Regions from separate parts of the Homo sapiens genome. Here region 1 is linked to region 2. The links are chromatin contacts, found by Hi-C or POLR2A ChIA-PET in ENCODE. All regions are on one chromosome and are shown on one strand. Each heading gives the region's core, a stretch centred on a gene start or an enhancer-like site at or near the end of the contact. The rest is flanking DNA. Distances are from core to core; before and after follow the strand shown.

What was found. A loop is a pair of places that touch in the nucleus more often than their neighbours do. ChIA-PET counts read pairs that join two places held with the same protein, here RNA polymerase II (POLR2A). Pooled maps may share reads with other maps.
Region 1: a pooled map shows a loop between it and region 2 (8-fold over the local background). The contact joins two enhancer-like sites. A Hi-C loop is called at or near these places in 11 of 37 single-sample maps with no recorded cell type and 11 of 50 pooled maps. POLR2A ChIA-PET finds 5 or more read pairs at or near these places in 3 of 52 experiments (MCF 10A, RWPE1 and activated CD4-positive, alpha-beta T cell).

Annotation. Positions count from the first base shown.
Region 1 is chr1:59,329,450-59,335,443 of GRCh38, reverse strand. The region is part of intron 2 of FGGY (FGGY carbohydrate kinase domain containing); the gene reads right to left. Among named protein-coding and RNA genes, the nearest start is that of FGGY, 35 kb to the right of the region's middle. Within about 2 kb of position 1,708, at least 3 of the 41 ENCODE cell types and tissues checked have a DNase peak (open chromatin) inside an H3K27ac peak, as active enhancers do.
Region 2 is chr1:59,432,328-59,438,611 of GRCh38, reverse strand. The region is part of intron 5 of FGGY (FGGY carbohydrate kinase domain containing); the gene reads right to left. Among named protein-coding and RNA genes, the nearest start is that of FGGY, 140 kb to the right of the region's middle. Within about 2 kb of position 4,896, at least 5 of the 41 ENCODE cell types and tissues checked have a DNase peak (open chromatin) inside an H3K27ac peak, as active enhancers do.

The DNA of each region.
Region 1 (5,994 bases), core at 459-2,958, 100 kb after region 2:
TGTTAAATAAAGTATTGTATATCCATATAACAGAATACTACTCAGCAAGAAAAAGGAACTACTGATATATGTAACAACATGGATGATCCTTAAAAACATTATGCTAAGTGAAAAGAGCCAGATATAAAAGAAAGCACGCTATGTGATTCTATTTATATAAAATTTCTAAAAAGAACACCTATAAAGACAGAAAGCGCCTCTGACTGGGGCTTGGGGTTGACTGCAAACAGGTGTAAGGAAACTTTTGGAGTAATAAGTGTTCTAAAACTGGAGTAGGTGATGATTGCACCACTGTATAAATTTACAAAATAACAGCATTATACATTTACAATGGCTGGATTTTATGATATATAAATCATACATCAAGCTGTTAAATACTTTTAAAACGAGTTGAGCTATGAAAGATAAAATGGAAAGACATCCATGATATATTAGTAAGGTTTTAAAAAAAAGAATATGCAACAAATTGTTAATAGTGGTTGCTCCTGAGGGTGGAACTGCAGGAGGAGGATATAGATTTTACACTTGTTTGTATAATTTTTAAAGTTGTAGAATAATAGATTTATCGATTAATTCTATTTTTTATTTTTGTTTCTATGGTTTCCTTTATAGAAAAAGCATGAGCGACCAGTTTCTATTAACTTAAAACATGACTACAACCTTTTAAATCCCATAAAAGTCAACTCAAAAATGTCCATCCTCATTTAGTGAAATTCACCTTAAAATATATAATTATTTTTTTCCTGTTTGGAAATACCAGATTTATAATTTAGAATTCCATTTCTTACTATTTAACATGTTCCTCAAACAAGAGCTTCACATAATTATGAGAAATGTCCAAAAAAGAAAAGCAGTAATTTTTTTCAAGTCATATTAATAAAGCATTGCCATATATTGAACATCTACTATGTGCCATATGTTTGACATACATATTATTTAATCCTTACAAAGCCCTCCAAAAGAAACATTTAATATTAGTTTTTCATGAAAAACAAGTGGGGGCCGGGTGCAATGGCTCACGCCTGTAATCCCAACACTTTGGGAGGCCAAGACGGGAAGATCACTTGAGGTCAGGAGTTTGAGACCAGCCTGGCCAACACGATGAAACCCCATCTCTACTAAAAAATACAAAAACTAGCCAGGTGTGGTGCCATGTGCCTGTAGTCCCAAATACTAGGGAGGCTGAGGCAGGAGAACTGCTTCAACCCAGGAGGCAAAGGTTGCAGTGACCCAAGACCATGCAACTGTACTCCAGCCTGGGCGACAGAATGAGACTCCATCTCAAAAAAAATAAAACAAAATAAAAGAAGTGGATGATTGGCGAGGGAAAGGGTGAACAGCAGGCACAGAGAGGTTAAGGAACTTGCACTTGTCACACAGCCAGTAGATTGCAGAGCCAGAATTCAAACTCAGTGTCTATTTTCTTTCCATTATACCATACTGCTCACCTCTGTCATCAGATAATTTCCTGTTGCCCAAGAGACTCATCCTGTGGAAAGGACATGTGATCTAGAGAACACTTGCTGCTGACCCATCTGTGACTGCTGGTAGTACCTTGACCCACAGTACCAAGTGAATACCCAGATGCCTTCACCACACTGATCTATCTAGACTTACAGTGTGAGGACCAAACCCATTTCCTGACAGGCAGTATGGCCTCATGACAATGAGTCACAAAGACTTGAATTCAAATCCTAGCTCTGCCACCATGGCTACGTGGCTGAAGGCAAGTTACACAATTCTAGCCATTGCAACTCCTCTCTTGCTTTGCTGGTTCATGTTTCTATAGCATTTACAGGTATGGCTATTTCTGCCTGGAATGTCCTTACAACTTGGCTTGGAAATCACTGGATAGTAGTTAAATCAGCGACTTTGGGGGCAGAAGACCTGAGTCTGAAATCTGGTTCTACTATTTCCGAGTTATATAACTTTGTGAAGTCAGATAAGCAGCTTCCTTGGCAGTACAAAACTATTACCTAAACCTGCATCTCCCAATGATATGAGAATTCAGCAAAATAAGGTGTGATGAGCTCAACATCTGGCATCAGTGCACAGTAAGTAGCAGTTTATATTAGAGCAAATTAGTTGCTTCAAATCTTTCCATGTGGGATACCAATCAATCAATCACCCAGCCCTAACTTCTACTTGCTATGTGGCCCAATTGGCTTCTGTGCCCAGAAAGTGCATGTCTGACTTGGGTAAGCCCATCTCACACAGGTCTGCAGTTAGTCAAAAGAGGACTTGGGTGAGAAAATATAGATGACTCAAACTCCATACCACAAGGCAGTTTGGGAGTAGAAACAAACACAGGATGTGGTGTCCAAAGAACTTCCTTCTGGTGCCAACTCCACCACTTCTAGGTCAGGTAATCCTGCACTAACTCCATCAACTTTCTGAGCCTCAGTTTCCTGAGTGAGAGATACCTCCCAAGTAAGAATCAAAGGCTTTGAATGGGATCAGTGGAGTCTGAAATTACTTTGAAACCAGTAAACCTTTATAGAAAATAGGATAGGAAATGCACTCAATGCCTTATTGTGTTCATGGAATGTTTTTATGTACAAAGCACAGCATGCTTGCTCTCTGTGTCACGTAAGCACATATAAAAATGACAAGCAAAAAGAGTAGGAATAGAAAAAATTGGATAGACTCAAATCTTTCTAAGAATCATGGCGGGAGTAACCTAGTAGGAGCAAGGAAAATATTTTCTTCAATGTATGTTATGAATCCCCTCAACAGACCTACAGAGTGCTCAATATTACAATCATGGCCTTCAGTCACAAAGACTCAGCGTCTCTATCTTTCAAACAGAGACCTCTCACAAGAAACTGGAAGAGTAACTGTGGCATGCATTTAAACCTGATCTAGCTAGGTAGCCACTACTATTTCCCCAGCCTTACAAGGAAATGCCTTATGATCATGCTCATCCACAGCTGAGGAACATCGCCATTCCCAACCCCTCACCCCACACCATCTAAACCATCCCAGAAAGATGACTGTCAGAGTCACACTACCCAGAAGGCCTCTGGGGCTTGACCTGGTGACCTAAGAATTCTTTTTTATATTCTTATTAATGGAAGAAGAAAGCAGCCCAGTAATCTCATTGTAACAGCTTGGAATCAAGAGAATTTCCCTAGCTAGAGAGAAAGCACATTGCTCTTCTAAAGAATTTCCAGAGAAAGAGATTTCTGCAACCTCATTTGGTAACCTGTTCCATGTCTAACAACTGTCAACTCGTAGCTATGGGGCAGCAAACAAATATTTGGGGAAGGGATTGTGTATCACTTTCTTCTTATTGTGGGAAATGGTTCAATTCTGCATGTGTTTTAAATCAGCAAGATCTGCCATATTGGGTGGGGAGATGGTGTTTCTTAGAAACCCTCCAAACTGAGAACTGGAGGGTCAGATGCATACCTGGTTTTATCCTTAGCTCTATTTAGAGCAAGGGTCAAAGCCTGGGGCTTCATAGACATAATCCAGCTTGCAGTAGAGTTCTGAGTGGCAGGTACTGTATTCTTTTAAATCTTGATTTGAATGCCTTTGTCAGCTTTGGGGGCGTGCGAGGAGTTATGCAATCACCAGTTCCCTCAGGCTCCATCACTACCTGTTGGTTACACAGTTCAATCACTCACTTAGCCATAAGTCCTTAGCGAAAATAATCAAGCCCCTTCTAGGGTCAGGCTGTGCAGAATTTTCTCTTCTAGGTATTGGAAAAACAATGGAGAGAAAAACTTTTTTTTTTAATCCTTGCTCTTTTGGAGATTACATTTTAGTAGGGATAGACAATACCCAATAAATCAAATAAATTACATAGTGTAGATATAGTATACTAGCAAGTGATTACTCAGGGGGATTAGGAATGCAAGGAGGAGGTGGTTCCTATGCAAGATGCAAGTGAAATTTGAGGATACACCTGAAAGACATGAGGAGTGGACCTCATGGAAATCTGGGGGAAGAGTGTTCCAGGCAGGGGAACAGCGAGCGCAGAGGTCCTGGGAGGGGGAACAGCAAGAAGACAAATACAGCTTGTGTTGGGGCGTGCATTACCTGGAAGGCCCTTGAAGGCAGTCAATTTTGTAAAAGCTACTCTAGTGACCAGTGAAGTAAATAAACCCAGTCCTAATCCTTTACCTACGTAGCATCCCAGCTTAGGTATGGTATTGCCATTTGATGATAAGATGATGAAATAAAGGCCAAATACTCTCATTTATATCAGTGACCCCAACATTCTGCCAAGAACTGAAACTCAAATAGCCTCTACCTCCTTCCTCTCCATTGTTGCCAAGTCCAGTTACGCCTGCCTTCCTAAAGCCTCTCAGTCTCAGCCCTCCTATTTATTCCTCTGCCAATAGTCTAATCTAGCCATTTATTATTAAAAATATTAAGCACCTATATGTGCCAGACACAGAGAACATATCCTGGTCAAGAGAGACGTGGTCCCAGTCTTCCCAAAGTTTATAGTTTAAAAAAAAAAAAATCTCAGCCTCTGAAACTCATCAGGATGTCTGCCTCCTGACATCCTTAAATTTAGTTTCTTCTCTGCCAGCCATTCTGAATCTGTTGCAAGACTGGTCAATCTCAAACTCAGGATGATTCTAGAGGAGCTCCCCATTGGTCTGAGCCAGCTGTCTCACCTACCCCTGTATCGTCAATTCTAGCCTCCCTTTCCTTCTTCCTATTAGAAACCACCTATTACAGCTAGGATTCGATCCTTGATGTTCCCATCTCAGCGCTTCTGACCATTCTATTCCTCCAGTTCCAATTGTCTTCTCTTAAGAGTTCAAGAGTCACTTTTTGCCCTACATCCTTTCTCAAGTTTTCTCCAGTGGGTAGAAGTAGGGAGGTCTCCATTTCTTTTCTTTTCTTTTTTTTTTTTTTGAGATGGAGTCTTGCTTTGTCGCCCAGGCTGGAGGGCAGTGCTGCGATCTCGGCTTATTGCAACCTCCGCCTCCCGGGTTCAAGTGATTCTCCTGCCTCAGCCTCCTCAGTAGTTGGGATTACAGGCGCACACCACCACGCCCAGCTAATTTTTGTATTTTTAGTAAAAACAAGGTTTTGCCATGTTGACCAGGCGGGTCTCAAACTCCTGACCTCATGATCTGCCCACCTGGGCCTCCCAAAGTGCTCTCAATTTCTTTTGACCCTTCATTTTTTTTACACTTCCTGGGTCTAATATAACCCAGGCTCTGGGTAAGCAAAACATAGCTCCTGCCCTCCTGAAACATAAAATCTAGTAGGGAAGACATACATTAATCCAAAAAGTGAAATATCTTATTATTTTGTTTCATTTTATGGTATTTTATTCTTGATTTATAGAATGATTTTATTATTTGATAACAAAAAATGAATGATTCACGAACCACATGGAGTTCTATGAAAGAGACGTACAAGGCACTGTGAAAACATTTAATAAGTGAAATAAGACTTAGTTGGAGGTGGTATTGGTAGAGAAAATGCTCCTTCCTTGAAGAACTAACTTTTGAATTAAGGTTTGGGGCAGCACTATCCAATGGAACTTTCTACAATAATGAAAATGTGCTATATCTGTGCTGTTCAGTATAATAGCCACCATGTGGCTATTGAGCACTTGAAATTTGGCTGGAGCAAAAGAGGAAGTGAATGTTTAATTATATTTAATTGTAATTACTATAAATTTAAATGGCATTGTGGGTTCAGCAACTATTGGATTGGATAGCTTAGGTCTAAGGATGAACAGGAGTTAGATATGCTGGTGGAAGGTAGGAAGGATATGCAGCCAGAAGAAAGAATCTGGGTAACAATTCTTACGCTAAAGGGAGCATTGCATGTTTGAGGACATGACAGAAGGAAGGTGTGGCTGGAATGCAGAGAGCCAGGAGAAGCATCATGAGATGAGCCAGGAATGCAAGTCGAGACAGGCCATGTAGGGCCCTGAAGGCCATGTTAAGGATTGAGTTCTACCCAAATACAGGCATACCTCATTTTATCGTGCTTCACTTTATTGCACTTTGCAGATAT
Region 2 (6,284 bases), core at 3,647-6,146:
ATCCACAGGGAACTAACATGAGTTTTGATTGCCTGGTGGAAGAACAGCTAACAAGATGAACTTGGCACTTTGAGTGTTTAGAAAAGTTGTCACAATAGGTATCGGACTCTGAAAATTTTTTCCAAAGCACAAGGAGAGGAACAGCAACATTAGCCATTTTAAAAAATCTATGATATGCCTAAACATGAGCACTGGCTAATTCTGCAGAATTTGTAAAGCATTCTGGGTTGTATATTGAAACAAAGAAGGAAGTGAGTAAGTTCCCAACTGATACTTACCTCTCAAGTAAGCAGCCAGAATATTTTAAGATGCTATGTAGTCTAATGGAAAGGGCAAAGGCTTTGCAAACAGGCTAACTTGGATTGAAATTCCAGCCCTGCCACTTGTTATGTGAATAGTCTTGGGCAACTCTCTGAAACTCTCCATGTTCTCACATCTACAATGGTGGTAATAACAATGAACTAAAAGCCTTGGTGAGGAATAGACTGTAGTCAAAGGACCTCCTGGCACAGCAACTGACCCATATACTGGCCCTCAATAAACAATAGCTACTATCAGTAGCAGTCGTATTTCTTCACTTTAGCCTGCCACATTTAAACACTCACATACACACACACACATAAGTACTAAAAAGACTTCTCCTGAAATCTGTGCATCAAGTTTTATGGATAATCTCTCATTAAATGGTCTCTTGTAAAACTTCAGTATCTCTCCCTGACTGGTCAGAGGCCATGTGGGCCTCACTACTTCACTACATGATTTTCCTGCCAGACTAAATTGGCTCAGATTCCCTCAAAACAGTTAGTTCCCTTAACCCAATACTACTCTAGACTGGGAAGGGGGTCTGAAATATTCATGTATTTAGTGACATTTATGTAAAAACTCCAAACAGAACATTTTAAGTTAAATATATATCCCCTTACCAGGGGACTATAGCAATCACTGATATGTGCACATATATAACCAGATATAATCTCCAGAGCGAGCTGCATTCTGTAAATTTATAATATCAGTGTTAATATGAGTTAAGCACTTCCCTAACTCCTCCCCCAAAGCAGTCACTAGACCCATTGCTTTGAAAGCAGGATCAAGGCAAATACATTTTCAGCCCCTACACGTAATGGGTACACAGGATTTCATTATACTCTTTGCTGATGTGTATGTTTGAAACTTTCCAGAGAATGGGCCAGTCTAAAGGGGTGCAGACTGCGTGCTTAGCGCAGTGCCTGGCCTGTGATGAGAGCTCTACCACTGGGCCAGTTTTGTTACTGTCGTTATAGGGCAGGAGTGGGTTTATCTCTGCACTCACACTTTTTATATTCTGGTTGACTCTGTCTACAACTGGCTCCCAAACACCAATCTAGCAGAACACCCAACCTGGTGGTCATGGCAGACATCTTCACACATAATGGAAATTAAAGCACAGGGCTCCTCAGGAAACAATAAAAATCTGCCACCCATTCTATCTCCCAATAACCATGAGGAAGAAGAGAAACTGTCAGGAAGGTGGAGGACCAGGTATGAAGGATAAGGAAGAGCAAAGTCTCCAGGATGACATCCTAGGGTCTGGATCCTTCTTCAAAGACAAACTCAGCATCTGAAGTTCCTCCTCTGCTCTAATTAACAATGGGTCAGGGAAATGAGGGCCTGTGGCATAGTGTCATGGGAGAGTTTGGACAGAACTTGTAAACACCCACCTCCTGACCTTTCTCCAAGGACAGTGGCCTTAGGCAGTGGTAAACAAAGATCACCCCCGAAGAGCTACTTTTAGTCCTATTTACAACAGTAAAAGCCAAAGTACTTTCCCTTCCTGTGTTGTGACAAGACAACACAAGGCTTCCTGCACCCCGTCATTCAACTTTACCCAGTCTCCAGGCACAGGCTGAGATCTACAAAGAGAAGTGTTGCTCTATGCCAGAGAAATCCTATCCTGTGTGAAATTTCCCAGAGAAGGGAGGTGGCATAAAAGCAAATTCAGGAACTCTTCATTCACTTACTCTCATTCATTCATCCAGCAATTTATTCATTTATTTATTCATTTATTCATTTCCTTGACAAACGTTTATGTAAGCACCTCCTACCTAACGAGCCAGGGCAGAAGAAGAATGAGATGAACATGCTGTTGTTGTAGGGGCCATGGGCAGAAAAGCCAGAAAAGACAATAAATTACAAAAATAACTATAGAGTTACAACCATGATAAATGCAATGAGGGGCACTTGAGGGGGTTCTAGTCTAGTCCATGGGCTTGGAAGAAGTTTGCGGGGGGAGGAGGACTGAAGTTCAAATTTCAGGGACAATGAAGAGACAGCCCCATGAAACAGAAGGGCAGAGGGTGCCTGCCGTGGGAAGAGAACATAAGGAAGAGCAGGGAAAGAAAGAAGGTGGGGTGACTGAGGGACGGTGAAGTCAGTGCAGATAGAAAGGGGCAAGGGAGGATGTGCAGACAATTGAGGGTGAAGAGGCTAGAAGTGCTACAGGGGCCAGACATCAAGATTCATTGTCCATGGTAAACACCAGGGAGTCCAACCTGAGCGCGGTAGGGAGGCAATGATGGGATTCAAGCGAGATGCTGTCATGATCAGTTCAAATCCCGACTGTGCCACTTCTCACCAATGTGACACCAGGCCAGCCACAGTCTCTCTGACTGAATCTGCCCCATGAAGTCAGCTCCTCCCATGTGCTCGCTCACTCAGTGCACACACATTGCTTTCTCGTGTATCTCCTTCATGCTGGCCACTGTCTCAGGCAATGGGATGCAGCAGTGAACGTGACAAAAATCTTTGCACTCCTGGAGCTTACAGTCAAGTGGAGGCATCAGAAAATACACACACACACACACACACACACACACACACACACACACACGCAGGCACACACGTGAGGAAGGAAATAAGCAAGTGGCAAAGAAGAAAGTGACCCAGTAGGCCATCTTTGGGCAGCGTGGGCAGCAAAGGCCCACTCTGAGGAGGTGACATTGATCTGAGGCCTGAGGAATAAGAAAGGCCCTGCATAACAAGGAGACACAGGCAAAGGGGAGAGTGGCTGCAAAGGGGCAAAGTGCTTGTCTGTCTGGGCAAGTGAAGTGGAGCATAGAGCATGAGGGGCGGGCAAGGCTGGCAAGAGAGGCAGCGTCCAGAAGGCACAGGGCCTCTGTGGCATGGGGATGTCACTGCACCAACCTCAGGACTGGTCTGTGCCACGATCAAAGTTGCATTTTCAGATCCCTCAGGGATCTTCAAATGGAGGGGCTGGAGGGGCAGGAGTAGAAGTAGTGAGATCTAAGAGGGGGCTTCTGTGTTTCCTTTGTCATTGGACATACACGTTGCATTTTATTATTCCCCAGATACTGGCTTCAAAGCCTCTGGCAAAATATCAACCTCTTTGTGCCTTAGGGTCCTCATTATAAAACAGGGGACATAATATCCACTAACTCACATTGGGCTGTTGTGAGGATTAAATACAAGTTGTCATTTGTAAAGGACATTGGACAGTGCTGGGCTAAGCTCTCCATGTATCTTGGATATTCTCATTGTCTCACTAATTTCCTGTCTATCACTGCTGCCGGATCCTGAGCACCTCATCTTTATCTGCCCCGCATCTGTCCCAGTATTTATATTAGGTACTCTGTCAATAAGGAGTTGTAAATTTTTGTCTGAAGACTTAAATTGGCCCAAAGACATATTTTGTTTAGCTGATGCAGAGACTTCAAAATGTGTAACTGTGAATGTCTTTAGGTTGGCAATATAGACAGTGTGTGTATCCCCCCCTCAAAATTCCTGTGTTGAAACCTAATCCTCAAGGTGATGGTATTTGGAGGTGGGGGGGGCTTTGGGAGGTGATTAGGTCATGAAGAAGTAGGGCCCTTGTAAAATGGATCCCAGAAAGCTCATTTACTCCTCCCGTCTTTTGAGGACACAGAGGAGATGGCTACCTATGAACCAGGAAGTGAGTCCTCACCAGACATGGAATAAACTGGGGCCTGGATCTTGGACTTCCTAGCCTCCAGAACAGTGAGAAATAATTTCCGTTGTTTATAAGCCACCCAGTCTATGGCATTTTTTAATAGCAGCCCAAAATGACTAAGACAGCTGGGTATGCCCTCTCTAGTTCCCTTGGGCCCCTCCCTACCCTGTCTTGTCGCATATCTGCCAGAGTGTTAAGTGTGTCCTGCCTCTGCAGGCACTCACTTGTGAACCCTTGAAAATGCTATTGCTTGGAATGTCTGTCACAAATACAAATGACACAAAGCCACACAAACCATTCACTTACCTCCCTCCAGCCCCCACTGGTACAATGAACCACAGAATCTGACTTCCCAATTTTTTTCATACTGTCATTCACCATATATTTACTGAATACCTTCTAGGTCCTAGAAACTGGCAGAAAAAGACACAAAGTCTGCCTTAACTGAACTTACAATTTGGTGCCCATGAACAATGATACTGTAGAGTTTTCTTGGGTGCAAAAGGTATACTGATAGTAAATCATACTAGGGAGTTTAAGCCTTTTGAGCAGATTATCTTATTGTGTTTTAATAATAATCCCATGGAGGTAGACAGGACAGGTAGGTTACTCTGTTTTGAAGGTAAACAAATCAAGGATCAAAGAAGCTAAGCATGTTGTCCAAAATGAAACAAATAATAAATGGCAGATCTTGAATTCATGTCTCTGTCACTAACAAAAACACTGCAAAGCAGGGAAGGGTTAACTCCATTTGTGTAATAAGCCATAAAGTTTCCTCCCTAAAGCATGCTACAGATCTAGAATTTAAAAAGGAAAACTGACATCCAAGCACTAACCAGCACGTGGGTAACGTAACCTACACTGGCTTAGACGGTGGGAAAATCATGACAACGGAGCTGGCGAAGAATGAGAAACTTGAGTTTCCAACAGAGTTCTCATTGGGCTCTATGTGTCACCAGTGACACATCTGGAAATAAAAGAGAGAAATCAGGAAACAGAATGCAGCCCCTGCTTTGCCAGGAAATTTACAAAAGCATATTTTTGGTTAAGGCAAAGAGATTTTGCCAGGTGGTACCATGCCAGACAGATGGTCTCCATGACCCAGTAAGAGCTGCTCCAGAGGGACCCTCTCTGGTATTCCCCGTGAAGGCCTGGCACACTGAGATCATTGCAGCCACCACCACAGGCAACCTGTGCTCCAGACACATGAGGCCTGGAAAATACATCATCATCTTTGAGAGATCCAGCAGCCTGAACAATTCTGAAAATGCCCTTTTCGGATATGAACACTACTCAAGGCTCCTTGGCCTTCATTTAATTTAAATCAGTGGTTCTTAATCAGGGACATTTTGTCTCCCAGCAGATAGCTGGCAATGCATGGAGATATTTTTGGTTTATCTGGCTGCGGGTGGGGATATGTGCTACTGGCAACTAGTGGGTAGAAGTCAGGGATGGTGCCACACATCCTGTCATGCACAATGGGACAGCCCCACAACAAAGAATTATCTGGCCCAAAATGTCAATGGTGCCAAGGTTAAGAAACCCTGATTTCAATGTCTAAAACTGATGGATACGCCCAGCCTTGGAGCTAGGCTCTACAGATACAAAGGTCAGTTGGATATGTCCTTTTCCTCAAGAAGTTCTGAATCTTGTGGGAGAGGTAATCATGTAAGGAAATAACTGGCATTTAGTGTGACTGGATTGAAAACTACCCACAGTCTAGTGGTGAGCTCTGAAGTAAGAGAGCTCCCAGTCAGAACGATAGCTTTGCCGTTTACTTATTAACTATGTGACCTCAGGCATGTCACTTAGCCTTTCAATCTCTTCTGAAACTAGGAATGGGAAATTATGATACTGATACTACTCCTACACCTCTTCTTCCTACTACTATTACAGCTTCTACTAGAGAAACACCACTGTGACTACTACTAGAATTGCTGCTGCTGCCATTACTACAGAGGTGGAGTACCAGACAGACAGGAGGCACAAAAGATTGGGAAGCAGAGATATTTACAAACTCTGGAAACTGCCACTAAAGGGGAAAAACTTTTTTCTGCATACTCATGACAATTTTTACATCACGTGTGTGAGGGATTTTCCCACACTAACCAATACTCTAACTCTTCAGAAACCAACCAGGTGTCCCACAATTCAATTCTAAACTAACTACCTGGAGTAAGGGCAGATCACACAGGTTAAGGCTTCAATCCAAGACTGCTCCCATTTCAGATGCCAATCAAAAGTCTAGGCCTTCCATACTTCTGACTGATCAGCTACATACTGGAGGTTCCCATAACCCCCTTTTTTCAGGTTTGATAAT